Regions from separate parts of the Homo sapiens genome. Here region 1 is linked to region 2. A link is a loop called in an ENCODE intact Hi-C map of the cell type or tissue named here. Cell type or tissue: Calu3. All regions are shown on one strand. Each heading gives the region's core, and the rest is flanking DNA. Links, peaks and the distances in the headings are about the cores only.

Region 1 (16,493 bases), core at 3,886-11,885, 170 kb before region 2:
CAGGTTTTTAACTACATATCTGCTATGACTAAAACTGAAAATTTTCTTGTGCCTTTCTTATCATCTGTTGTATAAATTTAAGGACTGTGCAAAAAGAAATGTAGAAAATAAGTTCAGGTCATAAAAATATTACGGACATACATACTTACAAAGCAAACAGGGTTTCAAAGTGTGTTTCTTCTCTTTTAAGGTTATTTAAACAGTGATTATTTTCACCCAAATAGGATTAATTAAACTATGGAATCATATTCATTTGCTCTTACCTGTTTTATACTCTGGGGTTCCTACTAATTTTTATTTTGAAAGGAGTTTGATTGCTAAAACAAGAATTTAGAGAGAAATGGAAGAGATAATGGCACAATCAAATCTGTTATTTACAATCTGGAATCATGTGTGTAAATGATTAGTAGTTTGAAATAAATACAAAACACCCTATGATTATGCAACTGTAGGGGGTATCCCAGGAATCTGAAAATACCAAGAATTTACAGCTAATTTATTCTTTTTAACTTTCTATTACAGCATTTACCTAGCAAGTGGTATTCAGTTAAAGTGTGAATCATGATGCACCTGCGGACAGTTGTCTAAATGCCCAGAGTTCTCTGCTACACATGGGATTTTACAAGCATTCAGGTTACTGCCAAGAGAGGAACCAACAAAAACCTCAAAACCTAATAAGCAAGACTCATAAACACTTCAATGTTCTTTTCCCTAAGACCAAAGACCTGTTTGGGGAGTGCTGTTTGCTGATTAATATTATTATGAGCTGTCAAGAGCTCTTCTCACCAGACTAATAATACCTCAGGTCCAGCATCTCTTTGTAAACTGCCAGGAAAAAGGGCTCCTCAAATTCTTCTGTCAGAGAGCCACCCTCTGGAGCTCTGATTTCATTTCTGACACTGATTTATGCTTAATCTAGGCTGAGATTCTGCATTCTACTTGATGAAGACGCTGGCAATTATCTGTGCAAAAGGCAATAATTGTGAGAATTTTATCTTTGTGCAGTTTCTCACATCCCTGACTGTGCAAAGAGAATCCTACAGTTCTTCCCTGGTTCTGACATTTGTAATGCAGAATATGGGAAAGAGGAAGAAAGAGATAGAACTGTGGAGTGCAGAGAGCCGAGAGAGGGAGGAAAAAGGCTAAATGTCATGGCTGAGCTCCCAAGCATGGGGGAAGAGAATTAACAGAAAGTATTCTGAAAGAGAGGCATCTTTCACAGCAGCCTCAGGAGGTGAGAGGCTATGATGAGGAAAAGGGATTTCAGGAGGGACTGCTGAAGATGGGACACCTTTAATATTCTTTTTGTTTTGTTTTAACTTTTACTTTAAATTCAGGGGTACATGTGCCCCGGAACATGTGCAGGTTTGTTACAAAAGTCAACTTGCACCATGAGGGGTTTGTTGCACAGATTATTTCATCCCAGGTATTAAGTCTAGCACCCATTCGTTATTTTTCCTGATCCTCTTCCTCCTCCCATCCTCTACCCTCCAAAAGGCCCCATTGTGTGTTGTTCTCCTCTATGTGTCTATGTGTTCTCAATATTTAGCTCCCACTTATAAGTGAGGACAGGCAGTATTTGTTTTTTTTCCTGTGTTACTTTGCTAAGGATAATGGCCTCCAGTTCAATCCATGTCCCTCCAAAGAGTATTATCTCATTTTTTCTTTTTTTTTTTTTCTGAGATGGGGTTTCACTTCTTTTTGCCCAGGGTGGAATGCAGTGGCGCGATCTCAGCTCACTGCAACCTCCGCCTCCTGGGTTCAAGTGATTTTCCTGCCTCACCTCCCAAGTAGCTGGGATTACAGGTGCCCGCCACCACACCCAGCTAATTTTGTGTTTTTAGTAGAGACTGGGTTTCACCATGTTGGCCAGGCTGGTCTCAAACTCCTGACATCAGGTGATCTGCCTGCCTCAGCCTCCCAAAGTGCTGGGATCACAGGTGTGAGCCACCAAGCCTGGACGATCTCATTCTTTTTATGGCTGTATAGTATTCCATGGTATATATGTACCACATTTTCTTTATTCAGTCTATCATTGATGGGCATTCAGGTTGATTCCACGTCTTTGCTATTGTGAACAGTGCTGCAAAGAACATATGTGTGCATGTGTCTTTATAATAGAATGACTTATATTCTTTTGGGTATATACCCAGTAATGGGATTGCTGGGTCAAATGATAGTTCTGTCTTTAGGTCTTTGAGGAATCACCATACTGCCACAATGGTTGAACTAATTTACACTCCCACAAATAGTATATCAGCATTCCTTTTTCTCCACAACCTCACCTTTTTTTTTTTTTTTTTTTTAGACAGAGTCTCGCTCTGTCACTCATGCTGCAGTGCAGTGGTGCAATCTCAGCTCACTGCAACCTCCGCCTCCTGGGTTCAAGTGATTCTCCTGTTACAGCCTCCCAAGTATCTGGGACTACAGGCATGCACAACCATGCCTGGCTAATTTTCGTATTTTTAATAGATATGGGGTTTCATCAAGTTGGCCAAGCTGGTTTCGAACTCCTGAGCTCAAGCAATCTACCCACCTCGGCCTCCTGAAGTGCTGGGATTACAGGTGTGAGCTACCGCGCCTGGCCTGGACTTTTTAGTAATAGCCATTTTGACTGGTGTTAGACATGGTGGAGGAAGGGGATTAAAACTGGAACCCTTCCTTAGACCACATACAAAAATAAAGTCAAGATGGATTAAAGACTTAAATGTAAAACCCAAAACTATAAAAATCCTGGAAGACAACCTAGGCAATACCATTTAAGACATTGGCACAGGCAAAGATTTCATGAGAAAGACACCAAAAGCAATTGCAACAAAAGCAAAAATTAACAAATGGTATCTAATTAAAGTTAAGAGTTTCTGTACACAGCAAAGAAACTATCCACAGAGTAAACTGACAACCTACAGAATGGGAGAAAAATTTTGTAAACTATGCATCCAACAAAGGTCTAATATCCAGCATCTATAAGGAACTTAAACAAATTTACAAGAAAAAAAAAAACATAAAAAAGTGGGCAAAGGACAGGAACACTTTTCAAAAGATGATATACATGCAGCCAATAATCATATTTTTAAAAAGCTCAACATCACTGGTCATTAGAGCAATGCAAACCTTTAATGTTCTTCAAGAGATGTGAGTAACGATGCATTTCCTTAAATGCAACACTGAAGCCAGGGCATAATTCTGATCAAAGATGATTTACTTTCTCATTGTGCAGAATATAAGGTGATGATCACTGTGCTTATACTAAACACTTCATTAGATTGTGTCTATGGAATGGCAAGCAGCAGACCTTAATCTTCTTATTAATTTATTCCCAGTACAGCTGCAAAGATGGCAGGTAAAAAAGTGGGAAAGAAAAGAAGGAAGAAAGGAAGGAAGGAAGTTTTCCCAGCACCATTTACTAAACAGACTGTCTTTTCCCCACTGTATGTTTTTGACAACTTTGTCAAAAATGAGTTCACTGTAGGTGTGTGGATTTACCTCTGGGGTCTCTATTCTGTTCCACTGATCTATGTGTCTGTTTTTATTCCAGTACCATGCTGTTTTGATTACTATAGCTCTGTAGTATAATTTGAAGTCAGGTAACGTAATTCCTCCAGTTTTGTTCTTTTTGCTTATGATAGCTTTGGCTATTCTGGGTCTTTTGTGGTTCTATATAAGTTTTAGGATTTTTTTTCTATTTATGCAAAGAATGCTATCGGTATTTTGATAGGGATTGCATTGAATCTGTAGACCGCTTTGGGTAGTATGAACATTTTAACAATATCCTTCCAATCCATGAACATAGAATATCTTTCCATTTTGTGGTGTTCTCTTCAATCTCTTTCATTAGTGTTTTATAGTTTTAATTGTAAACATCTGTCACTTCTTTGGTTAATTCCTAGGTATTTAATTTTATTTGTGGCATTGTAAATGCAATTAATTTTTATTTCTTTTTCATTTTGTTCACTGTTGGCATATAGAAATGCTACTGATTTTTGTATGTTGAGTTTGTTATCTTCAAATTTACTGAATTCGTTTATCAGTTCTAATAATTTTTTGTAGAGTGTTTAGGTTTTTCCAAATATAAGATCATATCATCTGCAAACAAGGATAATTTGACTTCTTCCTTTTGTATCTGGATTCCCTTTATTTCTTTCTCTTGTCAGATTGCTCTAGCTAGGACTTCCAGTACTGTGTTGAATAACAGTGGTGAAATTGGGTATCCTTGTCATGTTCCAGATCTTAGAAGAAATTTTTTTAATTTTTCCCCATTCAGTATGATACTAGCTGTGGGTCTGTCATATATAGCTTGTATTATGTTGCAGTATGGTTCCTTCTGTGTCCAGTGTTTTGAGGTTTTCACCATGAAAGGATGTTGAATTTTATCAAATGCTTTTTCAGCATCAATTGATGAAACCAATCATATGGTTTCTGTGATCATATGGTTTTTGTCCTTCTTTCTATTAATATAATGTATCACATTGATTGATTTGCATATACTGAACCATCTTTGCATCCCTGGGATAAATCCCACTTGGTAATAATAAATTATCTTTTTAATGTATTATTGAATTCAGTTTGCTAATATTTTATTGAGGATTTTTGCATCAATATTCATCAGATATATTGGCCTGCAGTTTTCTTTTTTGGATGTGTCATCATCTGGTTTTGGTATCAGGGTAATACTGGCCTCATAGAATGAGTTTGAAAGTATTCCCTCCTCCTATATTTTTCAGAATAGTTTGAGTAGAATTGGTATTAGTTCTTCTTTGAATGTTTGGTAGAATTCAGTAGTGAAGCCATCAGGTCCTGAGCTTTACTTTACTGGGGCACATTTTATTACAGCTTTGGTGTCATGCTTGTCATTGTTTTTTTCAGGTTTTGGATTTCTTCATGTTTCAATCTTGGTAGATTGTGTAAGTCTAGGAATTTGTCCATTTCTTCTAGATTTTCCAATTTATTGGCATATAGTTGCTCATAGTAGCCACTAATGATCTTTGAGTTTCTGCAGTATCAGTTGTATTGTCTCATTTTTCATCTCTGATTTTATTTACTTGGGTCTTCTCTCTTTTTTTCTTAGTCTAGAGAAAGTTTCTCTATTTTGTTTATCTTTTTTTAAAAAAACAACTTTTTATTTTGTTGATCTTTTGTATTGTTTTTATCATTTCAGTTCCATTTATTTCTACTGTGATCTTTGTTATTTCTTTTCTTCTGCTAATTTTGGGTTTGGTTTGCTCTTGCTATTCTAATTCTTTAAGATGCATCATTAGGTTGTTTATTTGAAGTTTTTCTCTTTTTTTGATGTAGGCACTAATAGCTATAAACTTCCCTCTTAGTGGTGCTTTTGCTGTATCCTGTAGGTTTGGGTATGTTGTGTTTTCATTTCATTTCTTTGAAGAAAATTTTTAATTTCCTCTTCAATTTCTTCATTGACCCATGAGTCACTTAGGAGTATATTCTTTAATTTCCATGTGTTTGTAGATTTTGCCCGTTATTGATTTCTAGTTTTATTCCAGATGCTTTATATTATTTCAATTTTTTGAATGTTTTAAGACTTCTTTTGTGATCTAACACATGGTCTATCCTTGAGAATCATCCATGTGCTAAGGGAAAGAATACGTATTCTGCAGCTGTTGGATGAAGTGTTCTGTAAATATCTATTGGGTCCATTTGGTCTATAGTGCAGATTAAGTCTGTTGTTTCTCTGTTGGTTTTCCATCTGAATGCTCTGTCTAATGATGGAAACGGGGTATTGAAGTCTCCAGCTCTTATTGTTTGGGCTCTATCTATCCCTTTAACTCTAATATGTTTTATACATCTGGGTGCTCCAGTGTTAAGCACATATATATTTACAATTGTTATATCCTCTTGCAGAATTGACCCCTTTATCACTATATAATGACCTTGTTTGTCTCTTTTCATAGTTTTTGTCCTGAAATCTATTTTGTCTGATAAAAATATAGCTACTCCTGTTTTTTTTTCATTCCCATTTGCATGGGATATCTTTTTCCATCTCTTTACTTTCAGTCTATGTGTGTCTTTATAGGTGAACTGTGTTTCTTGCAGGCAACAAACAGACATTAGGTCTTGTTTTCTTATGCATTTTGCCAGTCTGTCTTTTAATTGGAGAGTTTAGTCCACTTACATTCAATGTTATTATTGATAAGTAAGAACTTACTCCAGCCATTTTATTATTTGTTTTCTGGTTGTTTTGTAATCTTCTCTTTCTTCTTTCCTTCCTTCCTATCTTCATTTTAATGAAGGTGATTTTGTCTGGTGGTATGTTTTCATTTCTTGCTTTTTATTTATTGTATATTTGTTATTTTTTTATTTGAGGTTACCATGAGGCTTGCATATAATATCTTATAAGCCATTATTTTAAACTGATAACAACTTAATACAGATTGCATAAACAAGAAAGCAGAGGAAAAACTAATAAAAACTCTACACTTTAAATTCGTCCTGTCACTTTTTAACTTTTTGTTGTTTCTATTTTTGTACTACGTCTTGAAAAGTTGTTGTAGATATTATTTTTTATTGGTTTATCTTTTAGCCTTTCTACTTAAGATATGAGTGGTTTACACAGCACAATTACAGTGTTATAATATTCTGTGTTTTTCTGTGTACTTACTATTACCAGTGAGTTTTGTACTTTCAGATGATTTCTTATTGCTCGTAAATGTCCTTTTCTTTCTAATTGAAGAATTCTCTTCAGCATTTCTTGCAGGACAGGTGTCGATGAAATCCATCAGCTTTTGTTTGTCTGAGAAAGTCTATTTCTCCTTCGTGTTTGAAATAAAATTTTGCCGTATATGCTACTGCAGCATAAAAGTATTTTCCTTCAGCACTTTAAATACGTCATGCACTCTTTCCTGGACTGTGAAGTTTCCACTGAGAAGTCTACTGCCAGATGTATTAGAGCTCCATTTTATGTTGTTTCTTTTCTCTTGCTGCTTTTAGAAGTGGGTGACACAAAACACTTCCTTGACTACTCTGGTTGATATGTTACTAGGTCACATGCCCCCCCAAGACTACTGGCTCCAAGCTCAGCAGAGCACAAGTTCTTGCCCAGGAATTGCAGTCCTTGTGGCTCAGGCTACCTTTCAAGTTTATTTAGAATCCTAGAGCACTTTGGACTGCAGTGGTGAGACTTGCCAGAACTCAGCTTCCAACCACTGGGATGGGCAATTTCCCTCTGGCTAGGTTTAGTTTAAATGCTCCCTCTGTGGGCAATGGCTGAGTTCAGCCTGGTGTTGCTTTCCACTGTGACAGGGCAACACTGAGTTCCAACACCAAGTCCCACAATCACTTCACTCTACCTCCCCCAAGCACACAGATTCTCTCTTCATACCAGCTGGTTGCTCTCAGGGAATTGGGGAGGGGGTGGTATAGGCAATTCAAAACTGTCTTTCCTCTCCTCTCAGTGCCTCTTTCAGGGATATGAAATTAAAACCAGGTACTGTGATCACTCACCTGATTTTTTATTCTTATGATGGTGCTTTTCTATAAGGATAGTTGTTTAATTTGGTGTTTCTACAAGGAGAATGATTGGTGGAGGTTTCTATTTGGCTATCTTGCTCTGCTCTGCCTCCCTTCCAAAAGTTAATTTTTAAAGTTTAGAAGTTGACATAAATGTTGATGTTATTTTAAAATTTATTATACCATAAGACACACTTATATTTACACTTTATTGAAATTAGCAGACTATCATCTCTGAAAAATATAATTTTTATAAGTGTGCTATTGTTTTTTGCCATCTTCACTATATATGTGCATGTATATGTGTATACACAGGAAATATGTGACTGTCGTGCATTTTCCAAAGATCAGCATTATAGTTGCTAATAGTTTTGCTTTTCTGGTATTCACTGGGCAAATGTAGTTTTGCCTGGAAAATGCCCAGGTCCTAGGCTAGGTGCTGCTTTTGCTGCCCAGGAGCAAATTCTCCCTCCCTACTCTCTTCATTTATCATAATTTAAATATGCATGAGCCCAATTTTTACAAAATGAAGGTGAAGTACAATGTTTAAAATTGTTTAACTTCTTTATTTTTATTCACTTTTTTTTTTCAGACATAATCTCACTCTGTTGCCCAGGCTGGAGTGCAGTGGCACAATCTAGGCTCACTGCAACCTCCCGGGGTTCAAAGGATCCTCCCACCTCCACCTCCTAAGTAGCTAGGACTACAGGTGCACACCACCAAGCCTGGATAATTTTTGTATTTTTTGTAGAGACTGGGTTCCACCATATCGCCCAGGCTGTCCTCAAACTCCTGGGCTTAGCAATCTGCCTGACTTGGCCTCCCAAACTGCTGGCATTACAGGCCAACTGTGCCTGGGCTGCTTCCTTATTTAAAAAAAATAAAAATAGCAATGTGTCCTAAATATCTTCCATGTTAGTATATAGAATTGTCTAATTCTGGTGAATGACTAAGTAGAATAGTTAACCAGTTCCCTATTGTTGACTATTTTGCTTCTTTATATTTTCTTGTTATTACAAATAATGCTACAGTGAACATCTTTGCACCTATATTGTTTGCAAAGATTCCCATATAATAAATTATTGGTGTTGGGATACCAAGATCAGTTGGGATACTTTCAGTCACAACTAAACATGTTACACACAAAACAATATTAATTACTTACCTCTCTTTATAAGAAATTTGAAGGTGGTTCTAGATTATTTCAGTGCCTCAACTGGATCAGAATCCTGGATATGTGTCTCTGCAATTCTCTTGTCCTTCTCATGGTGTCAAGCTGGCTGTAGCAGGTATCTTATCCATACACAGCAGCCTCCCAATCTGGAAGCAAGTAGGAGATGAGAGTGACAAAATGAGCTCTTTTTGTTGTGACATATGCTTTTTACCAGTAAAGAAGTCCCCAGCAGACACTCTCTTATCTCTCTTTGGGCAGAACTGGGTCTTGTGTCTAATTCTACCTATAGAGAAGCTGGAAGAGATATGAGAGGCAGTTACAAGATTAGAGTTGAGAGTATTGGGAGTGACCAACCAGCAGCTCAAGCTTACTGCCTGTGGTTGTGCAGTATACAATTCTAGGGGCACTGTTCATACCATGAGTATCATAAATTTCTGGTAAAGGCCATAAAATATCTTGAAGAAGGACCATTTTTCTTGTCCACATAAAGTTCTCACATTGTTAGAGTACGCAGTTAACTATACATGAACAGGAGGGGGAGCCTCTGAGAAAAAGGGAGATCTGGAAAATCTCACACCCCAGAGACCACCCAAAACATGCGCGGAAGATAGGAGCAGAGAGGAAGGGAAATACCTATGCAAGAAGGAGCGCCCCTGAAGATACCCAGTATTGCTCACTCTGCAGTTAACGTGTCAGAAGGTAGCTAGCTGCGTGCTGCTAAGGAGGGAAAGAAGGCAAAGGAGAAATTCCTAAGTGATACACAGGCCAGGCGCAGTGAGTATGGATGTGACCACTATACAACCTTCCTGGGGTGGTGGGAATGCACAACACAGACGTTAAGTAGAATTCACACCTAACACCAGGCCGGCACATCAACTGACAGTAAGGGAGAATCCCACTACCCTGGAGCGGGAACCAGGTAGGGAAAAGCAGGGATGCAAGGCAGAAGCAGAAGAACTAGACAAAGAGAAAAGTAGGAGACTTAAGACAGAGGTGGGAACTTCAAGAAAGAGTCCATTATAATGAAATCCTCAACACAGAACTCGTGGGTCTGCTGGCATTCTCTTTCAGCAGCCCGCTCTACCTCGTCTTTCAGAGTGTACTGTCCCTTTAAATGAACACCGCTACGGCTGGGAGGCTCTTTCCCTGCAGTGTCAGCCGCTCCTCTTCTGCAGTACACTCATTTTTTTTCCACAATAAACTCTTTGCTTCCTATTTCTCTTCAACAAAGCCCTCTGCTATCTCTGAACTGTCTCTTGGCTGAAATCTTTCTCTCAAAACGACTAAGAACCCAGGATTACCAAACTTCTCAGTAACAATATGAGTTAGCAGTGGTCTCAGAGCAGCCTCTGCCACAAACTTTATGGATAATTCCAGACTGCCATCCTAAAATCTGAAAACCCTACCCACTACCACCAACAGCATATGAGACTATGAGCTGTCTTCTCCATACAGTTGTCAGCATTGTTATCAATCTGTGAAACAAAATTTTAAATTACATACTTTTATTATTCACGAGGCACATATGTTCTTACATTAATTGGCTATGGGTGTTTCTTCTATGGTTTGCCAATTTATATATTCTGATCCTCTACTCTTTGGGTTTCTATTTCAGCATTCCAGGGGACATCATTTATCCTGATTCCTGTCTCCAGCCTCTTTGTTCAAGGTTACATGACAATTATTTATTTATTTAAACTTCAAGTTGCTTTGAAAGGTAAACTGTTAAGTTTCTGAGAATAGTAAACTATTTGGCCATTTGTGGAATGAAATAGAGTTCCTAGAAAAGAGGTGAAGTTAGGAGGAGAAAATAAATATGCGGGGGAGGAAGCTTGAATATGTCCAACCTCCCCGCCGCCCCCATTCATCACCCCACAGTATCTGTCCCTCCTGAGCTAAGCAGAAATTGCTACTAACAGCAGCCAGATATGGGTGGAGCCTCCGGTTCAGGTGGAGCTCGACAGACAGTAGATGCAAGAAGTTCTCCCCTCTGGACTTGGTGAATCCTAGAGACAAGCATGGGAAAACCCAGAAAAGAAGACCAAAAGGCCAGGAATGCTGAGAAGAGCTTGTGTAGGCTTGATGCATGGACAAAGTGGTGGGGAAAGTTGGTTTCATCCTACATCACATGCCTGCTCTCCACAGTACCCGCAGAAGTGAGAAGAACAGATAAGTTGAAACTTTCCTTCTCCAGCTGACTCCAACAGGGAAAACCAAAGCCTTTTATCCAGCCCTCTATGCTTCTTCTGCCCTCTGGAACTCAAGTCTTTCACCAGCAAAGTATCTTAATTAGATCCGTTTCTCCCAACGTTTGTCTTCCTTGCTTTGCCTGAAACCTGCCATGTCCTTAATAATAATATATACCCTGCAGCTCTCACAAAGGAAGCCTGCTTTCCTCTCACACCTCAGCTCCTGTGAGCTGGAATGGGAAATCTTTCTGAAGGCTCAGTGATGCTTCTGGATCATTTTTCTTTCCTTCTTCCTCAAACATCCAGCTCAATTCAAGCACATGCACCAGACTATGCTATTCCCTACCCCTCTTTTTGTCAACTACTGATTTTGTCTATTTTGGTTTTTGCCCTTGTCTCAATGGCTTCTTTTTTACCATCCTCCTGTTGTTATTCTTATGCCTTGAGCATCCCCATGGAGGTTGTACAGAATCTCAAGCCTCTACCTATTGTTTTTAAGCTTAATCATCCATTTGCGGTCATACCTAGACCTCATCTTCACAAATAACTACACTTCCTCTCAAATCTTGATGTGGGCATCCCGTGAATGAGACATCAGCCCCTCTGTCTTGACAGCACTACTCTTACAAAGTTATTGAAGGAAAGTTAGAGGCTCAACAAATGTTTCACAGGACAAACACCCTGACTTTTCTCTTTTTTTTTTTTTTTTTTTTTGAGGTGGAGTCTCGCTCTCTTTGCTTACGCTGGATTGCAATGGCATGATCTCGGCTCACCTCAACCTCCGCCTCCCAGGTTCAAGCAATTCTCCTGCCTCAGCCTTCTGAGTAGCTGGGATTATAGGCATGCGCCACCACGCCCAGCTAATTTTGTATTTTTAGTAGAGATGGGGTTTCTCCATGTTGGTCAGGCTGGTCTCAAACTCCTGACCTCAGGTGATCTGCCCGCCTCGGCCTCCCAAAGTGCTGGGATTACAGGCATGAGCCACCACGCCAGGCAGGCCCTTGACTTCTTTTAAATGTAATTTATTAGCACTTTTTTAAAAGAGCTGTTTTGCACTTCAAGAATTTATAACCCCACATTCCACCTCCCCTCTCCTGATGAGAATCACTAGATTTCCTATACTTCTTTTCCGAACACAAGCCAGTTCTCAGAGAATATCAAGGTTATAATGGCACATATGGGAAAGTCAGGTGTGGTGGTTATGATCTGCAGGTGATGAGCATGCCCCTGCTTTGTTGCTGCAAAGAAGTTCTTTAAAGTCCTATTCTGAAATTTTGAAATTCTTCAAATTTTTAATATTATTTTCTCTAGTGACCACTATTTCTGCAATTTTTAACTCCATTTTTACGCAAAGCCCTAGCACTAAAGCCACTCTTTTGTTTTTGTTTATGCATTCTTCCTTACCCAGCTGAGATTTTACGGTTTGTTGCTATACTCTCTTCTTCACATTCACTCCTAACTTTCTCTCTCTTCTCTATCATATTTGGACTTTAAAAATCCACCCTGGTGAAATCTCAGTAGCTGTGTGGTTCACCATAGCTGTACCCAAGCAACTGAACATGGCTGGAGAAAAAGATTTTCTCGTCTTTTAGTGCATGACCACAAACCTCAAACAGACACGTAGCACTGATTTAGCAAGCCTAGTATATAATCCAAATGAGCTGAGTTTCTTTCTGAGATGATAATTTGAAAGTTTCTATCTCACCCTTCCTTTTTGTCTTACTCTTACTGATGCCTTGCTTCTAATTTCACTGAAAAAAATAGTACTTACCAGACAACAACTACATCATCTTCCCAAACCAAATTCAGCAACCTTCTTATACATATTCCTGCCTTCCTTTTGGTTATAATGGAAGAAAGACCCCTCATAAATTGGGGGAATAAATGCCAGGTGGGTGGCTTCAGGAACTCTCTTAGTGCTGACAGTGATTTCAGCTGTCTGCAGCACTAAAGGGGTGATTCCTGTAAGTATACTAGAAGAACCTGGAGGACAACTTTCAACTCCGTATCCCTTATAGATTATCAAAGGCTCAATTAGGAAAGAATTTAAAATGTAGGGGGGATTGCCTGGAGAATTTGCACCTGTGCATGTATTCATCCAGCTACATGAAAATCTATTCCTGAGTTAACCAGACCTGTGCAAAGTTTTGTGGCTAGCTGCACAATTACATCTATCCACTTTCATAAAAACGAGTTTTGGTGCTTTACTACCAACATAAACCGAGTGATGTGACAAGAACATCTTCATAAAATTTTCTGCTATATTTACTCAAAGGAGGAGTGAGGAGGCAGCATTTACTTCCTGAAATTGTTTTAATGTGTTCTTTCATTTCTTCCATTATTTTTTCATTTCCACTGCATGATTGCTTTCAGTACAAATGGTATAAAATCTCTTATTTTGAAAAGGAAAACCTTTCTTTGTCCACCCATTCCCCCACCAAATACTCCTTCATTTTTCTGCTCTATGTAAAGCAAAAATCTTTAAAACAATTTTTTCTACTTGCTGTTTCTATTTCCTCTCCATCTGTTCTCTTAAACTCACCCCAATCAAAATTGTATCCACGTACTTCCAATGCAAGTGTTCTTGTCAATGTCACCAGTGACTATAACCTCCACTTGACCAATACAATGGTCAATTCTGAAGGAAATCAAAACATTTTACCCCAACATATATTTCTGTGACATATATTGAAATGGCTGCCACAGGGCCAGCAGACTCAGGTGGGGGAAATTTGCATCTATAGTGAATCCCTCTTAGGGCAGCCAGGCCTTCCTCTTCTAGGCCATTTCTGGATCTAGAAAAGATTAACTGAGAATCTGGAAAGAAGCATTTACCATCTATTCTCTCTGAGGACTACTACCTATGAGGCTTCATCTATATAACAAGGCCACCTATGCTAGCCAAGCCTCTTCCTTTCTCCCTCCCATGAAATGTCTTGCCATTGAAACCTGTTTGGGCCATGCTCTAATTCCCCATTCTTTCCAGAACCTTGAGATTCTATATGAGCTTCTTCACCTCCCCACAGAAGTGGGTCTTCATTCTGAAGTCTCCTGTGCATACAAATAAATTTGTATGCCTTTTCTCCTGTTAATCTATCTGCCTCATATCAACAATTTTCAAATAACTTTGAGGGGGCCCAAGTGTCTTAGTTCTTAGTTTTCAACTTGCTCTATGGTTGCCCACTTCCTCCAAATTTTAAGTTGCCACAGGATCTCAGTCATAGGGCCTCTTCCCTTAACTATCCACATGCACTAATTTCCTTTGGCCCCATACTTTAAAGAGAATGTACTTATTGATGATTTCCAAGTATATATCTCTAGCTTTGATCTCCCTCCTGACCTTCAAACTTAGGTAATCATCTGTCTCCATCAAATGTCCACTTAGACGTCTAATCGGCATTTCAAACTTACTATCTCAAACCTTTAAGAAGTTTCTTCCTTCCCAATTTTCCCCCATCTCCCCATCAATGGCATCTCTGTCTTCCAGAGGCTCAAGCCAAAATCTTTAGGTCATCCCCGACACTTCTCTTTCTCATCTATGCCACACCCAATTTCTTGGCTCTATATACAAAGAATATTCAGAATCCAACCACCTTGCCTGCTACCTCTTTGATCTAAGCCAACATGTCCTCTTGTCCGATTATTTTTCTAGAACCATAACTGATCTGCCTGTTTGCACTTACTCCCTTAAGTATAATCTCAACACAGCAGCCAAGGTGATCCTTTTAGATTATAAGTTAGATCATATCATTTCCTTATCTAACCCTTCCAAATGGCTTTTTATGTAATTCAGAACAAAGTCTTTCACTCTCCTTCTCTACATCCTCACTGGTCTTATTACTGTTCAAAGTACACACCAGGCATGCTCTTACCTCAAGGCCTTTGTACTTGCTTTTTCCTTGGACTGGAAAGATTTTTGCCTTAAAAACCACATAACTTAATCCCTCGTGTTTTTCAGCATGGGTTGAAAACCTGTTATATCATCAGAGAAACCTTTGCTAACTACCAGTTTCTTATCTACCCATCCTCCTCTCTCCCATTTCTCTGCCTTTCTTTTTTTTTTATTTATTTATTTATTTATTTATTTATTTATTTATTTATTTATGACAGAGTATTGTTCTGTTGCCCAGGCTGCAGTGCAGTGGTGCAATCGCGGCTCACTGCAACCTCCGCCTCCTGGGTTCAAGCAATTCTCCCGCCTCAGCCTCCCTAGTAGCTGGAATTACCAGCACGCGTCACTAAGTTTGGCTAATTTTTGTATTTTTAGTAGAGACAGGGTTTCACCATGTTGGCCAGGCTGGTCTTGAACTCCTGACCTCAAGTGATCCACCCACCCTCGCCTCCCAAAGTGCTGGGATTACAGGCGTGAGCCACCGCGTCCAGTCCCTTTCTTTTTTCTTCATAGGCTTATCACCATTTGACACACACAAACTTTTTTAATCTGCTGCTTTGTGATAGAATATAAACTTCATGAGAGCAGAAACTCCTTGCTTTTGTTCACTGTCATATCCCTAACATGCAAAACAGTGCTTGACATATAGTAGTCACTTAAATATATTTTTGGAATGAATGAATCACATAGTATCCCTTTATAAGCATCCAAGAGAGAAATTTTTCTGTGTATACACATTAGCATCACTCTTTCCATTGGCTTCTAGCATTGGAAAGTCAAATTTGGGGTCTCCCTTCAATCTCAATCCCAATTTCATCCCTCCTTTTTATTTTCTTTTATGTCATGACTTTTCTATTAACTTTTTAATTAACTTTCTTTTTACTTTATAATTTTGTAATATTAATTTTTGTTACCTCCCTTTATTCCATCCATTAGGTTTATAAAAGATCAGCAAGCATGTAACATGTTTTATGGTTAATGAATGAGAGAACCATTAAAATCTGTCCATTTTTATTTTGTGATATGCAGAAATTCCAAGAGAACTCTTCAAATCACTCATAAGATCCCTTTAAAAACCTTCCAAAAAATTTTTAAAATAATGAAATTAGAGTTAACTTATGTAATTTGGTTTATTTCTGCAAATATCATGGAAAGACCACTTTTAGGGCAGTGTATCTAAACCCTACAGAAATATCAAATTCCATAAATGATCATTTTTCATTAGCTGGAATAATTGCTAATGGTCTCCTATTAGTATTTTCTGTTAATATATTTTAATAATAATGTCAGAGATAAGAGAAAGGTTTTTTCATGAAGAGACACATACACATTTACATTCCAATATTTAAAAAATTATTTCTAATTAGGCTTTACTTATTATCTGGTATGTTTTGTTTTTATTTCTTGCAGGATAGAGGGTTTTTGGTGGTCGGAGGAGAACATATTTGCAAATATGTTGTTTTGTTATTTTTGAGTGAAAAGAACATTGTATTCATCAAACAACTGGTTATTGACTTGATTCAATATTCCTGCCACATTTCAATCAGTTGATAAATAAACTTCTTTGTAAGTCCTTGAAAATTAGACTTTAATGTGAAATGTATTGAAAATGTGGCTGAAGAACAAACAGTCAAAAGAAGAATTATTCTAGAAGTGGAAGGTAAGTGATCATATAAAACAAGCAAAACAAAAGAGGAAATAAAGAATAATTTTTAAAAAATAAGAATTATTCATCAAACAAGCTCCATGAATGATCACGGACCACACTGTA
Region 2 (16,493 bases), core at 3,563-11,562:
ATTGAACTTGGGGGAATACTATGAGGAATGTAACCATGCAGGATATATTATATCTACACATGCACAAGACTGAATACAAAAATATCATTAACTACTATTGTCACCAGATATATTAAATGGGCTCCACTTTTATTAAATTATATTTTTATATTAAACTTTTATTATATTAAACTCCACTTTTAGTTGCTTTTGACAGAGCAGGAGCACTGTCATCTTGGACAAACACCACCATTTTAAGTTCTAGCTCCCTTTCTAACCTCAAGCATTTCAAGGAAATCACTTCTCTTCTAAACAAGCAACCAGAAAGAGCAGACAGTAAAACAAAGATAAGACAGCTTGGGCACAGAAGGAGGGGGAAAGTCTCTTGAGTAACCACCAAACTTCACACTCATACAATGAGCCCCAGTAAAACAGTGGGCCCTAGTAAGCATATTCCTTTCCCATTAGGTGCACTAAGATAGGGAAGCTAAAAGCAGACGTGGGGGATATGCCTGCAGCTACAGGAAGATGTACGGGAACAAACACAAAAACTCTCCCTCCCAGATAAGCAAGACAAAGAGGCACAGAAGCAGTCCAAGCCTGTGATAAGCTCTCCCACCCTGAACCCTTAAATACTCTTAGTCTGCAAGAGAGCATGCTCCTGACCAAAACTGGCCAGAAGCCCGTCTCAGGTTTATTCTGTCTTTGACTGTTGAGCCACTTTTTGTGTTTCTTTCTTCCTTCTTCAACCCTTACACTTTTAGTTGTAACATTATTCAAGGTGGCTAATTAGGTAATACAAATAAATAAATGGTTTTCAGCAACACATAGAAAACTTCAAGAATGTAAAAATAATACATGTTCCATTTAGTCAATATTTTACATTCCATATGTTAAAAATGTTCAAAAATATAAAAATAATGGTTAATGCAGGAATAATTAAGTGTAGTTCTTGCACTATTGAAATCATAACAGAGCTCAAATTCCATTTTGAAGTAACTCACTTTATAGTTCCTGAGCACTGAATCATTTTTACACTTTCATTCCTTAAAGCCCAATTTTTCTTTCTGTACATCAGTGACACTTGATAGTGTCAAATGCTGTCTCTGGTAAGGTTGGCTCTTGGAGTTTCTGTAATCATGACTTCTATGTAGCTGTGTCTGAAATTGCTAGAGTGGCATCACATGGGGAGCACATACCATGATAATAACACTCCAAGATGAAAGGAGGATCACTTTCTCAAGATTCAAGTGGTGGCTCTCTGTCATTTGTAATATAATTTAATGAGTTCAAATTGCCAGTCTTCTACATTGTTTATAAACATTCTGTGTGTGTGTGTGTGTGTGTGTGTGTGTGGTCACTTTTTAAACAAATAAAGATGAAATAACTACATCTGTGTTTATATTTTATATGAGCAAATAAATTATGGAGAAAGAGGTGGAAGATACACAGTATTATCTGAGTGGGATTGAGAGGAGATGGGACAGTAGTGAGAGAGAAAGAGAATGAGTACATAAGACAGGAAAATAGTCATAGGAAAATGGAAAAAAGTGGATTGTATAATGTCAAGTGAAAATATATATAAAATTTCATTTATGACATAATTGAAAGTATATATTAATTGAATAGGCACATAGACAAAGACTAAATAGAAATGTGGGTAGTTTCTGCTTTTGATCCCTGTTATATGTATATAGTAAAAACACTCTTTAAAGCTAGCTCTGTTGATAACCTGAAAAAATATGAATCTCTGGTATGCTGGAACTCTAAACCTTATACTCTTGACATGATAAAATGAGACCCATAATTTTGCCACTTATCTGTGGCCACCCAGCTAATTTATAGTAAAACGTGGACTACAGCCAGGTGTCCTATCTCCCAGTACAGTGTCCTCACACAGCACTACCTCTGCCTTTCAAGGCTATTCTATGGCAGCTCTACTCAGTGATGGAGTTCATTTCATGGGGAAATGAAATCAGCCAATGATTATCACTCTAGAAATAGTGTTGACCTGTTTTTGGACATGACAAGTCATCAAGAAGACTGTTTCCTGCCAGCAATTGGCAATGAGAATCTGAGATTACAGAAAATCAGGCTGAAGGCCAAATTATAGATCTACACATAATAGCAGCAGTGGCCAATGTTCTATTCATTTCTAACTAGTGTCACTCCCTCTAGGCAACACATCTGTCATGCAGCACAGCTGTGCGATCCTGGGAGACAATAACAACTGGGAAAAGTAAAGTGGTAATATCCATCAGCAAGAAGGAAACAAATTTTGAGCAAAAGCAATGAGGAAGTTAGATATTGATCAAGTACTTATATTAATAAATGTAATATTATAACAGCTATCAGTGTTATGAAGAAAATGTCCAATTGCTATCAGAAAAAATGTGGGTTCTGAAGAAGAAGCCGTAAGAAATAAAAGGAAGAGAAAATGGCCTCGCAAAATTCTCACATACATACACACCCCATTTAAAAGCCTTCAGGAGTTCTCACTAATGCTTAGAAATAATCTTAATCTAGTAATCATTCCATTAAAAATAACTTAACTCATCTGCTAATAAAAGAAGAGGAAAGAGCTGACATCTTTTGTTATCAGGCACCTTTAAGCTTTTTGTTTGTATATGTTTAATTCAAGACTCACATTCTATGAGTAGATGTCACTATAATGCTTATTCTATGAGTAAGTCCTATTTTACAGTGGAGCCAGTGGAGACAACCAAGAGATGAAATTAACGACTAAAGTCACACGGCTGTTTAAAAATTTAATGAATAACCCAGAGAAAAGAAAAAAACAAAACAGAGGGGAAAGAAAGGACAAGATGGGTTCCAGTAGATGACAAAACCAATTGAAGTTCAAGACAGGAAAATAAGTGAGATGCATGAATGCCTGCTGAAAATATTTTATTTTGTCACAAAGAATTGAGGAAGTTCTGGGAATATGAAACCTACTCTCTGTGCATTGGCAAGGAAGAGCCACACCTGGGACCCTTCCATCTCACTGCCTCTGGTCTACCAGGGCTGAAGAGACTACTCACAATTAATGCAGCCACCAGGAAGCCCATTCCTCAGGGATTTAAGGCTTCCTTATAACTAGAAGACAAATGGAAATAGTCCTCGTTGTCAAGAGAAAAGAATGAGAACAAACCAACTCTCTTATCTTTAACTACAATAGTGTTTGTGGCAATAAACACAGTATAGAGATAATCAAATGTTGAGTTTCCATTTCATTCTGCCAAAGACAGTCCCTAGTTTCCACTTTGGAGAAGCTGCCTATATTCTAGGACTTGGTATGATCTCAGCTCACTGCAACCTCTGCCTCCAGGGTTCAAGCGATCCTCCCACCTGAGCCTCCCAAGTAGCTGGAACTACAGACGTGTGCCACCATGCCCAGCTAATTTTTGTATTTTTAGTAGAGACGGTGTTTCACCATGTCGGCCAGGCTGGTCTCGAACTCCTGACCTCAAGTGATCTGCCCGCCTTGGCCTCCCAAAGTGCTGGGATTACAGGCATGAGCCATTGTGCCCGGCTGTCCTCATTCTTAACTCCATCAGTAATAGTTTTGACAGTTCTGTTTATTATCACCACAATTTGTAATTAACACATGCGTTGAGATGCAGAGTGCAGGCCTACTTGATTTATTGATTTATCCCATTTTATGTCTATACCCCACTCCTACTTCTCTACCTCCCATATACAAGCATTTATGTAAGACACACACACACACACACAATCTTTTATCTGAATATGTTCATAAAACATATATTACTGTTTTATGTGCATGTATTTTAATGTATGTAAATGATATCATACCATATATCCTATTGTTTCTGTCACATGTTATCCTGTTTTTACGATCTTGTCCATGCTGATTTGTGCACATTTAAGCCATTGCTTTTTATTGCTACACAATACCCCATTATAAACACCCAGATTGCCCCTAATTCTCTAACACCACAGAATTACTGCAAGAATCATTATAGACCTGGGTGAGAAATTCCCTGGGATAGAGACTCGGGGCGGAGATTGCTGGGACAGAGGACATGTGTATACATAATGTCACTAAGCAGTGCCCAGCTGATCTCCACAATGAGGGTACCAGTAGGAGGGGTGGGCCCCAGAGGTAAAAGTCAGAGTATAAATCATGGCTGCTTGTGTGAGTTGAGTATATTATCTAACATCTCATAGCCCCATTTTCTCATTTATAAAAATGTGAACAATTACAGTGCCCATCTCATAAAGTTACTGTGATAATTAAATGAGAGAATCAAGTACTTAGCACAGTATTTGGTACTTGGCAAGTAGCATTACTGATTACCATTTTTCCACACCTAGAAAGAGATTTCTGATTTTCTAGTAGGCTCTGAATCTTCATGCTGGAAGGTCAACAGTAGGAATTCTAAGACCTGGCCATTTTTTCGCAGCATGGGACTCCTCTGATGGGCACCTTTCCCCCAAGGTTCTCCTTTGAGTTGGAAAAAATTTTGTCAGATTTGCTTGCCGGTCTGAGGTTACCCCTGTCCAATCCTTCTCCCTCTCCCTTTCAACTTTCACAAGCATTACCTCCTCCCCTAATAAACCTCTAGCACCCCAATTCCATCCTACAGTCTGTTACCAGGAGGATCCACTAACACAGTAAAGAAAATACTGAACATGTTTATATAGTGGTCCTCATTACCATGTGATAATCTGACTATAGAAAATGCATTGCTGGGCTCTGTAATGATGTATGAATGCACGGGTTTTGAACTGTGCTTTGAGACAAAAGTATATCTTTACCAACCAGAAACCACAGAGACCCTTAAAACAATTGATGAGCACTGGTCTATATCATCTATTTTATGGTGTGATCCAGTGTTTACTGAATACTAAATATTTACTCTACACAAGCTCATTCTGCCTGGGTGAGTTCCCTTTGGTTTTCTATCAATATGTTATAATTTTTTTGAAATATCTGTGTTAGCTAGCAATATATTCATCATTAACTGGGTATGCTAAAAAAATTAATAAAGCCAGCCTCATTTTTCATAAATACCTTGTCTCTCATACTTAAGCTAATAATATCAGCAATTGATATTTGAAGTAAATAATACCCAGAATGTATTTAGTCTCTATTATACTCCAGGTTAACTAATGGAATTTCAGAGTAGAGAATGACTGTAACCTAAAAGTAATAAACCAAGACTTATAGAATTAAAAGAATCTTAGCCCAATATGACTCTTTTGAAGATGAAGAAACTGAAGGTCATAAAATGTATCAGTTTGTCAATGTAAATCACTTGAATTTAACCTCCAGACTTTAAAATGTCAAAAATTCGGCAAATGTAATATAATACCACAAACTGTCATTTTATGCAATTCATAATCTATAGATATAAATGGAAATCCGTGTAAAGCAATGATTTTCAACCAGGAGTGATTTTGCCTTCCAAACTATGTACAGCAACATCTAGAGACATTTTTGGTTGTCTCAGTTAGGGGGAGGGGGGCTACTGGCATCTAGTGGATAGAGGAGACAGGGTGGCGCTAAATACTCTGCAATATACAGGACAACACACCCACCCCCAACAAAACAAAGAATTATTATATATGTCCCAAAATGTCAACAATGCCAAGGTTGGGAAATCCTGGTTTAAAGTTATAGAAGTATTCAATGTCCTGATTGTTTTATTGAAAGCAAAAGAAAATATTCTGCCCACAATCCCATGGTGATTTATTTATTATTTATTTCTCTCTCTCTCTCTCTCTCTCTCTTTCTCTCTCTCTCTCTCTTTCCTTTCTTCTCTTTCTTTTCTTTCTTTCCTTCCTTCAAGACAGGGTCTCACTTTGTTGCCAGGCTGGAGTGCAGTGGCATGATCATAGCTCAGAGCAGCCCCGAACTCCTGGGCTCAAGAGATCCTCCCGTCTCCCAAAGTTCTGGGATTACAGGCGTGAGCCACCACACCAAGCCTTTTTTTTTTCTTATTGTACTAAATAATACCTCCCCATTTCCTTACAAAAAGTAATCTAGAACACTAAATAAAATAAACGGTTAGAGTTCAGTTGCCTCTTGTATATAAGATGCCATTTTTAAGCATATTATCCAAATATCTTATGAGATAAAAATGTAGGAAGTATAGTAGAGATTACCAGAGTTCTATAACGATCATGGAAATTTATCACCAAATTTTTTTCCATGCATTCATATTCCTTCTGGTAACTTGATGAATTTTTTCAGGTTTAAGTGTATCTTACTTTCAGCTATCCATTGCTAATATTATTAGTCAATGTATGACACACAAATTGTTTAGTTTATTAACAAAATTTATTTATTAACAAAATAAATCTACATGAAACATCTTGGTCATGTTAAGTAAAGCCCACTTTTAGCGTGGCACCTAGCCTAGAAATCCCCTTTAAGTTTTAATGTCTCTGGTTATGACTTTAACAGATAGGTTTTTTAAACTGCACTTTTAGAATAATTGAAATTTAAACTAGTCATCTGAAAGCCGAGAACATAGTATTAAGTTTAGACAGTATCAACACATAAATCACTGCTTTGAATTCTCACGGTGAAATAATTTTTTATTGGGCCTTCATTTGACGGTCTAGGTGCACCCCCTACCGAACCGGAGAGAAATACCTTGATTCGGTTTAAATTCACAGGGCTCTTGAACTGCATAACATCCACCACTACACGCATCTCTCTAGCTCATCTGAAAAGCTGACTGTAAACCCTACATTTGATTTGACTCAAAAAAAAAAGTGCGTATGAATTGTGCCTTGCACATTAAAGAGGCTTCATTGTGAAAGATCGCCCAGAAAATCTCTAAATGATATTAGCAGTACAAAAGTGACAGCCACCGCTTAACATTAACAAATGAGCTGTATTTTGGTATTTTTATTCTGTCTCCTAACTTGAATGTATGTGATTCTGTATCACAGACAGCCAATTATTCTTTCAGATAGTGGTCACAATCGATCCTGTAAATTTAAATTCTCAAAAGCGATGGTAAATTACCAGCAGACAAAAGTCATTTCGATTAATTAAATGGGGACCACGGAGTTTAAGAGTAAGAAAAGTTCCTTCACCTTCCCAGCCTCACACTCTTGATCCACGACTCCGCTGTTCGGAAATATCCCCTTACTTTGCGGATGCCAGGATGCTGGTCTAAACAGTGCCGGCCCCAGGACATCACTCCACTAAAGCAGATCTTTGAAGCTCCCTCCACTAATTGCCTGCCAGCACCTGCCGGGTACGCCTCGGTGCGTGCCGGGGCGTTTGTGGACGTGTGAACATGAATGAGCTCTCGCGCGCACCTGGCCTCCGTGTCGCTAAAGCTGAGTCCCCGCCGGAGGCTCCGCGAAAACAGGTGTCGCGGAGCACTGGCTCTTACCTGGGCTCTGGCCAGGAGGCAGCTGCCGAGCATTAGCCAACCCCAGACGTGGAGCGACGCCCCCAGCCCGGCCATGCCCGGAACGGCTGTAGGAAGAAGCAGGGACCCTCCTCCAGAGCCCGGGAGAAGCTTCCAAGTTGCCAACTTGGCTGGCCCAGAGCAAACTTGTGGCCAGTAACGACGCGCAGCTGGGGTGGTCGGGCCCGGGCCACCGGCCGAGGGTGCTTGGGGTCTTGTCGCCGGAGCCACGCGCTTCTCAGAACCCGCGTGCTGCTGCGCCGCGGCGCGAGGTTGGTCTTGTCTTCCGGAGAGACTGGCCCGAGTCCTGGACTTGACTCGCAGCCCCGCGCCGCCTGCGGCGGGAAGGGGGCGGCTCCCGCCCCAGGCGGATCCGGGTGCGCCCCGCGCGGCTGCGCTCGCGCTCCTCCTCGAAGTCACTGGGTCCCGCAGCCCAGGGGGCGGAGGGCAAAGGATCTCATGTCGCTGCTGCCGCCACCCCCGATTCGCAATGTTTCTGCTTCCCTCCACTCTGTCCCGGGTTCCAGGGCCCTGTCTCTAGGGGCGCCCTGGGTCTTCCAGGAGTGATCCAGAAGTTTCTTCCTGTCCTGCGTGCGCTGACCATCGGCCCCGAGGACAGCGATAAGATGGCTAAAGGCTCCCGAGGCCAGGTAGGCCCTGCGTCTGGGCTGTTCGCTGGACAGTCCTAAAGCTCTCTAAAATGCTCTGATTCATTTTCTCCTAACCATTATAATAATACTCGGTGTGTGTTAAGTAGAAATAATGTATATATTTCTTGTGGGTCAAAAGTTCTTTGTGTGGTATTGTGCTTTGAATCCTGGCATTAAAAAAAGACAACTAATATTCTTTTTTTTTAGTTTATTTTTAAGTTTGACTATTTTAGACATTCATTGGCCAATTGTATTACAACCTTTTAAAATCTCTTGTTCTTGCCTCTTGAAGGAAGAAAGCCTTTGAATTCTGGCTCTGCCATGTGCTAGCTGCATAACCCTGAGCAAATTACATACTGGCCTCTCTTTGTCTTAATCTCCTCAATTGTAAGATGGGAGAAATGCGAGAACCTCCTTTAATCAGCTCTGGATGCTATAACAAAATACCATAAACTGGGTGGCTTATAAACATCAGAGATTTATTTCTCACAGTCTGGAGGCTGGGAAGTCCAAGATCAAAGTGCTGGCAGATTCAGTGTCTGATAAAAGCCCGCTTCCTCATTGACCACTGCTGTCTTCTCATTGCAACCTCACATGGCAGAAGGGATGAGGGATTTTTCTGAGGTCTCTTTTATAAGGGCACTGATCTCAGAGCCCTCATGACCAAATCACCTCTCAAAGTCCATGCCTAATAAGCCATCACCTTAAGGACTAGAACTTCAACATATGTATTTTGGGGGAACATAAACATTCAGCCCACTGCTGTCCCTCAAAATTTTGTTGGAAAAGTTAAGTGAGTAAACAAACATAAAGTCCAAGGAAATGCTCAATAAGTATTAGCTAGTATCGTTAGCATTGTTTGGTGATGATGAATATTATTATTATTATTGTGATCATAGTCTGTGAATGGGCAAAGGGCTGTGGTAAGTTTGAGTATTCCCTATTTATGTAGAAAAGCACTGTCTATGTTTACAATATAAAATATTTTTCTGACATAAATACCAAAATGTTTTTCAACTTTGTTTTTGGCCTAATTTATAATATCTTGATCAGTGCGGAGGGTTTTTTAAATTTATGTATCTAAATCTAGCAGTCTTTTCTTTTATAATTTCTTCCTTAGCTTTTATGCGAGAAAGGAATTGCATACTAAAAATTAGAAAATCTTTTCATCAGATCTTTTTTCTAGTTCTTTTCTACCGTTTCATAATTTTACTGTTTCAAACATTAAATAAATAATTTAATGTTTTAAAGTATCAATTTTTTAGGTAATGTAACAATTTCTCCAAGTACCTAACCAGTTAATGCAACATCACTTATTAAAGAATCCATCTTTTTAATGGGAAAGATATTTTGAAGGGAGGTGGAGGACAAAAGTTTGCTAATGCCTCTGAAATCACAACTTTAGCTCCATGTAAGGCTGCTCTGATAGAAGAGGCTTAGAAATCAAAGTAGGGTTTGCAATCAATTAAATAGAGCATCTCTCCAGTTTATCCAGGGTGGAATACCATTCATCAAACTCAGATGTGAAACACCTCCATCAAATGGTTGGCAGTCTTTTCTCTGAGTGCCTGACTGTTAAATTTGGAAAGAACTTAGCCCTCTGAAGCTCAGTCCTGAGGGCTTTCTCACTGGAACTCAGGAAGTAGGCAGATAACAACAGGGAAGTCTGGCCATTCAAACACGGGTACTTCTCGGGGTACATCTGAAGAGAAAAGGTACTCCCCAAGGCGAGGGTTTTTGTCTTGACTCCAAACTGATGTGCAGTGGCTCGTGTGCAAGTGTCTTTCTCTCTGTTTAATTAGGAAAGGTTGTTATTACTAATAACAAGTTGCCTCATAAGGCCCGTGTAACAATTAAATGAGATAATGACAATGTCGAGGAAACTTTTATCAGCTGTACAGTTATACAAATGACAGTAAGCTTGGTATTTGCAAAATACTTTCATATACACTATTACATTCCATTTATAATTATTAATATGCAAAGCCTATTATGGAAATACTCAGTAATTAATTTGTAGCTTAAGGGAAAATAATGAAAAGGAAGCAATCGCCAATCTTAAAGTTTCCCTACTGAGGATTAAAGAAAATTGTTAAATTCAAGGCCCACCTCAGTCAAGATAAAGCCTGAAGAAAATTAAGAAGTTGGACTTATGTGCTTGGTACCATGCCATTTCCTCTCTCTTAAATCTACACTGCCCTACTTGTTAAATTACCAATGTTCTGTCTTTGTTTCTCAAATAATTAGATGAGAACTTTCTTCTCAGTAGCCAACTAACAGCCCCAACTCAAGCTTGTCCTCCTAAGACTTAATGTTCTTCTTCTCTCTGTTCTCCCCTTACACTCTCTGACTGTAGAGGTTTTAAAATATGCCCCCAAAACTCTTGGACACACACTTTTCATTGAGAGGTGAGGGCCTATGTCTCCTTCCCATGATTATGGGCTCTATGACTGCTTGACCTATAGAATATAGTGGAAATAAACTCTGGCCTTAAGAAACTGGCAGCTTCTACTTCTAGGCTCTAGGACTTCCTTTCAGTCTTGGAATTTAGCCACCATGCTGTGAGGAAGTCTGAGACGCCCATAGAGAAGCCCAGTGCAGGCAACTGAAGATCTCAGGTCTCAATCCTAACCACTGTTCCAGGCAACAACCAGTGGCAACTCATCAGCCCTATGAATGAGCCATGTTGGAACTGAATCCTCTAACCCAAGCTCAGCTGCCTCAGTTGATACCAACTTAAGCAGAGAAGAGCCTGTCCAAATTACAGATTTCTGAGCTATGTAAGTGGTTGTACTTACTTTAAGTCATTAAGATTGGGGGTAGCTTGCTACACACCAATAATAACTGAACACCATCCTGTCATTGAACTCCCGTGCTTGCAGTGTGAAATCTAGCTGCTAGCATCTGATGTGAGAGCAATGTGATTTCATTAATTGTTAGATCAGTTAGCACCAGGATTTAATCCTGTCCAAATGCTAACTGGACAAATAGCCCCTTCTGCTTTTTGTACCTCCATTTTGTCTTTCTAAAATTAAATGGCTTTCTCAGAGTTGACACACTCTTCTGTCAAGAATTTAGGAGAGCTGCAAGTCTTCTCTAGAAATCCCATAGGATTTTAGTATGTGAAAAAATCATTTAACTTCTTCCCAATACTTAAATCATCCCTACATATGTATAGCATATTTCCTCAATAAAAAAATTCTAATCATGAAAATCTTACTGCCTCCATGGAAAACGTCTGACTGAACTAGCCAATATCATGGATTAAATGGCTATAATTTGCTGGCTATAACAATAGCTCATATTTTTAACATATTTTAACCAATTTCTTTCATAAATCTACATTCTGCAAAATATTTGCATCCAGCAAAATATCCTGATTCCCCAAACAAGCCTTAGAGATACATAAACTAAAATATCCATTTTAGGGGTAGTACCTATTTAGATGAGGAAACTATAACTCAGAAAGAAGCTAAATGATGTGCAGAAGGACACACGGCAGCCAGTGAAGACTTCAGCTTAGGTCTTCTGTTTCCACATTTATCACTTTTTCTACTATTCTACCGTGCCCCTATAGAATGCGCTTTAGCATTTCCATAGAACTTCACAGATGTACTAAGCACCTTCTCATTCATTTTCTCATTTCCCCACAGAGATAAGTTCCCAATAGAATTACATTTTTAATCCTTGTTAAACCAAAGGATCACTCAACATTACAGGCAGTATGACATATCTATGAGCAATTTATGTTGAGTCTTTCAGCACACGAAGGCATATGCTCCCAAGAATGTACCAAATACCACAAGAAAGAGAAATTTCACCTAGATAAGTAACAACCCTTTAATTTGGAGATGGATTAGGAAGGAACATTGAAAATGTCAATCTAGTTGTTTCTTTATCACTTAAAATAAGTACAAGAAACCTTGAAAAATAAAATTTGATTGAGGACTTTTTAAGATGTAGGGAGCTATGACATTTTGTTAGCAATTTATACTAGGTACTTTCTAGACAAGAAAGACCACTGTAAAAAGTAAATATTGATAAAAACAACAAAAAATGGAACATACTGGTTTTCTCCTAAAGAATTTATATGACAAAGCAAAATATCAACATGGACAAAATAACATAATATAAAAATAGCTACAGGCTGCAGAGGGAGGGACTGATTACTTTGAGGCTAAGGTTACTTGAAGAAGTCTTCCAGGATAGTGAGAAAATCTGCAAAGCTTCTCAGAAGCTATGACAAAGGGAAAGGGCATTTTTAAGTGTTTTGAATGGCAAAAGCACACCAAGAAACTGGGTGACTTATATAATGTGCAAAAACAGGAAGAAAACTGCCTTGTTGGTAAAAATAGGAAAGTGAGGAGTAGCAGGAACTGGGGTCCCTCAAAGCCTGGCTAAGACATGGCATTGCAATGAATGGTATGGTAGCCAGTCATGTGCCACCAAATGGCTGTGATACAAAAATGTTTTTGTAGGAAAAAGTGTTCTGTTGGCTCTTGTAGAACAGGTGCAGTGGAGAGGAACCAGGGAGCTGTGTAAGGGGACAACCTCTAATAACAACAACACACTGTGGCTAGCGTCTCTTAGGCACCAGAGCTTCAAGGATAATGATCCTGTCCTGTTCCCAGTGCACTCCCAGAGCCTTGAAGACAGCAGAAGTCCTCTAAGCCCTGTGTGGTGAGAGAGGATTTCCAGAGGAGTCATCAGAACTGAGCGTGAAGAAGGGCTGTGTGTGACCCAATGGAGGATGCTGAAGAGGGCATTCGAAGCAGAGAAGAACATGTGCAAAGCAGGAGACGGGCAGAACAGGAGGGATTCTAAAACAGCAGGTGTGCTGCAGAGGAAGAAGGGTGGCTGCAAACCCTGAGGAGGAAAAGGATTAAGTTTAAAAAAAATACACAGGAAGGAATAAGAAGGAGAGATACCATAAAGAAAATATTAACAGGACCTGATCACTGAGCGGTTTGGAAGGTAAAAGGAATGACGGGGCAAAAAAAAAAAACCTTTTTGCAAGTCTTGGAGGACAAAAGAACAAGACTAGTGTTGATAGTAGTGGGAAGGCAGAAGGAAAGGCCACTGTTTTTACAGGGGACAGATGCTAATCCTAACTCTCCTCATGTTCCATTTCAGGTAACATTGGAACATACAGGTGGCAGGTAGGGGAGAATTTGGAGACTTTTGAAAAGAATGTGAAATTGGAGAGTGGGGCTCAGGTAAGTGCTGAAAACAGATTTGGGAATAGTTCCCATACAGATGGAAGAAGAGACTGCGAAGAAACTCAATGTTTATGGGAATATGAATGATTTCTTCATAGGATTCATACACAGACATCCAATATTTCTGAGCATGGCATAATCCTATTGTATACCTCCTTCTGATATCTGGAATACAACCAATGTATTCACATAATGATCATAAGCTATGTCTACTAACTCTCATGTATCATACCCAGTTGGTTTCTATTCTAGAACTATGAGGTCAGTACTTGTGAAATGTATATTGAGGTCTACTATGAAATTTGCTTTTATTCTCTCCACAAACAGAGCTTTTATGTTTGTGCAATAAAAGTTCAAGAGATACATATACATCTGGTTAAATACTTACTGAGACATCAAATATAATGTTTATTAGTTGAATATAATGCACATAAATCACATTTCCAATAAAATATACATATGCTTTGGAAATTAAAGAGACTATTTTAGCAATTATATAGTGAACTCTTGCTGACCTAACTTGCAAAATATTTAGATAAAATTAAGTTATTGTCTGATTCATCCATGTCTAAAATGATTTTACCCACATTAAAATAAATCAATGAGATCTTTATAAAAGGTTATAGATAGTACCACAAACCTAATACCAAAATAACCACTAATATAATCTACTCTGAACCATCCCTTAGTGATCCGGATGTTGCTATTTTTACTAGGATACCAGGTTAAACTAGACATCTGAAAAAGACATTCTAATGAGAAATTCAAATAGCTCTTGCTACCCCTGGAAATATAAGAATACTCCACCGAAGGACATATCCTTTCATTTTAGGCAGTCCCCAAAGAGAGGTGCTGGTGACTAACTTAATGACTGGGAAGATATTTATGCTGAGTATGTCTCAGGATATTATAACAATATATTACAGGAGAAAAGGTCTATCAAAGTCAATTCTACCACTTACATTTTGAAGAATTTAGACATTACTATTTAGAATTCATATTTTATTTTGTTTTCAATAAACAAGTACTCTACTAGCCTCTGGACATATAACCACTACAATATAATATTTTAGTAAGGTATAAACAGAAGTGTTTTCTGAAAAACAAAATAGGTCAAATCGCTGAAAGAACTAACTTGGGTTTTAAGAAGAGTTTAATTTTCCAGGTGCTATAACTGGAGACCTATTGAAATACAGTTTTACTTTCCATAGGGTTATTAATGAAGGGGTAAGGCCCCAGAGACAGGGTGAGTATCAGTAAAAAGGGCTGAAAGGACATCAGCATAGAGGTTCATAGCTCCACACTACATGCTGGGAAGGAAAAGGTGAACAGCAGGTATGAACTTTTCTCTATCAGAAAGGAAAGAAAAACCTCAAATAAATCTCTTGGTAAACATGCTATGTTGGGAGTCCTCAAAACCACCACCATCATGCTTAATGATTTGCTAGAAGGACTCATAGGACTCAGAAGATGTTGTCTCATGGTTATGATTCCTCAGAGTGAAAGGATACAGATTAAATTCAACATAGGGAAAAGTCACATAAGATGATGTTCAGGCAGAACCAGGAACAAGCTTCCAGGGGTCTTCTCCCAGTGGAGTCACACAGATGCACTTAATTCTCCCAGCAATGATGTATGACACCTTGTGCAAAGTGTTGCCAACTAGGGAAGCTTATCTGAGTCCTGGTGTCTAGGGTTTTTAATCACCTACTTGGAACCCAGCCCCACCATAACCCTGCCACAAGCAAAAATAGGCATTCACAGATGACATTGTTAGCATAAACTACCTGGTCAAACTGGTACAGCATAGCCCAAGGCTGCAGATATACAAACCACTCTTATCCAGCAGATTATGCCGAGGACTTAGAGCTCATCTCCCAGAAACCAGCCAAGGGCCAGTCCTGAGGACTGGCCTTTCTTGGGAATGTGCAGGGTTTGAGCAACCCAGACCTACTGAGTTAACCCTTCCCTGAACACATGTGAATAACCAAATTTTCCAGTAAACTCACTAAGTATTTACTAGGAATGGAAAGATAATGGAGAGTATAAAATGTTTTTAGGAGCACACATCTTGATTGTGTGTATAAATAAACTTAGAATTCACAGGTTTCTGGGTGATAGGGGAAACTAAGAGATGATTATGTAAACAATAAGGTATGAAGAAGAGACATTGCATAACTGGAATTATTCCCTTTGTTTGAACGATGTCTCTGCACATATTGCTTATAAAGAAGCTTGTCTATTAAATCTAAAACTTATCCTACTGCATGAGAATAGGGTTATTTTGGAAATCTGTGCCAAATGGTCTCAGACTTCTCCAAGAAAAGACTGTTTTATTTGTGCCTGGTGTTTGCCTGGTCCTTTGAATTCTGAGTCAAGTTTGGGACTGGTTAAGAGCTAGAATTCAAGAGAGTCTAATTTTATAATTCCAGTATATGTGTTATCACAAGAGATACAGACAACTCTTTTCTGCCTTAAGATTCAAACAGCACAAAATCGAGATAGTAAATAAATTAATTAGTAATACAATAACTTATGGAAAGAGAGAAATCACTTTAAACAGTTTTAAGGGAATTGATCTAATTACATTCCCCAAACCACATCCAGACACCTCATATAAAGCTCTAAAATGATTATCTAAGTAGAATACAATGCCCCTAAAGAAGCTTTTCATTTTGAACACAAGAGCGTGATTGTCTTTCTTCTATGCCTTTGCAGTTTCTTGGTCTGAGGACACATGTCTAATTATCCACCAAATCACCAAGATCATCAGAAATGATTGGAACATTGACAGTAGCTGCTACAAAAAGTAACACTTCCAACCAACCATTACCATAAACTCATAGAAACTTTTTATTCCATTTCTTGCATGAGACATGTTTGACTTCCACGGCCATTCTGGCATCAGATCCTTAAAGAAAATGCCAAGGAGTGATAAATGTGACTCTATTTATATGTTAAAAATTAAGTAAACCACCATTTCACTAATTATAATGAGGATATATCTGCTCTGGAACTTAAGACTACTTCATTCTGAGACAAAAGAAACTAACTTTTTTTAATGAAATGCCTAGGGTGACAAATTCAGTCTTTTCTATGACTTCTGTGGCTTAAAGAATATTAATATCAAAGACCCAATGAATTAATTTTCAATTATTTGATTTTAGTTTTAAGTTTCATGAATAAATTGCTTTCTAGTAATCATTGTTACAGGAGTTATTAAAAAATTATTTTAGGCAGATAAAGAA

The links. A loop is a pair of places that touch in the nucleus more often than their neighbours do. Peaks named below come from ENCODE experiments on the same cell type or tissue, not always from the same donor. Only the 100,000 strongest peaks of a DNase experiment are listed, where the experiment ranks them.
Region 1: it touches region 2 in a loop (3.0-fold over the local background); 1 of 110 quality-filtered maps calls a loop at or near these places.

The regions. Positions count from the first base shown.
Region 1 is chr2:208,564,307-208,580,799 of GRCh38, reverse strand. It overlaps LOC101927960 (a long non-coding RNA gene), which reads right to left. Exons shown (of 6, transcript NR_136588.1): 2 at 8,633-8,787. Among named protein-coding and RNA genes, the nearest start is that of PTH2R, 170 kb to the right of the region's middle. In Calu3, for the core only: no CTCF peak of the experiment used is centred there; no DNase peak of the experiment used is centred there.
Region 2 is chr2:208,397,984-208,414,476 of GRCh38, reverse strand. PTH2R (parathyroid hormone 2 receptor) reads right to left here and starts at 7,685. Exons shown (of 13, transcript NM_005048.4): 1 at 7,359-7,685. The coding sequence starts at 7,433. It overlaps LOC105373855 (a long non-coding RNA gene), which reads left to right and starts at 7,831. Exons shown (of 3, transcript XR_001739862.1): 1 at 7,831-8,026; 2 at 12,658-13,000; 3 at 13,160-13,665. In Calu3, for the core only: a CTCF peak has its summit at 6,585; DNase peaks (open chromatin) are centred at 6,586 and 7,736.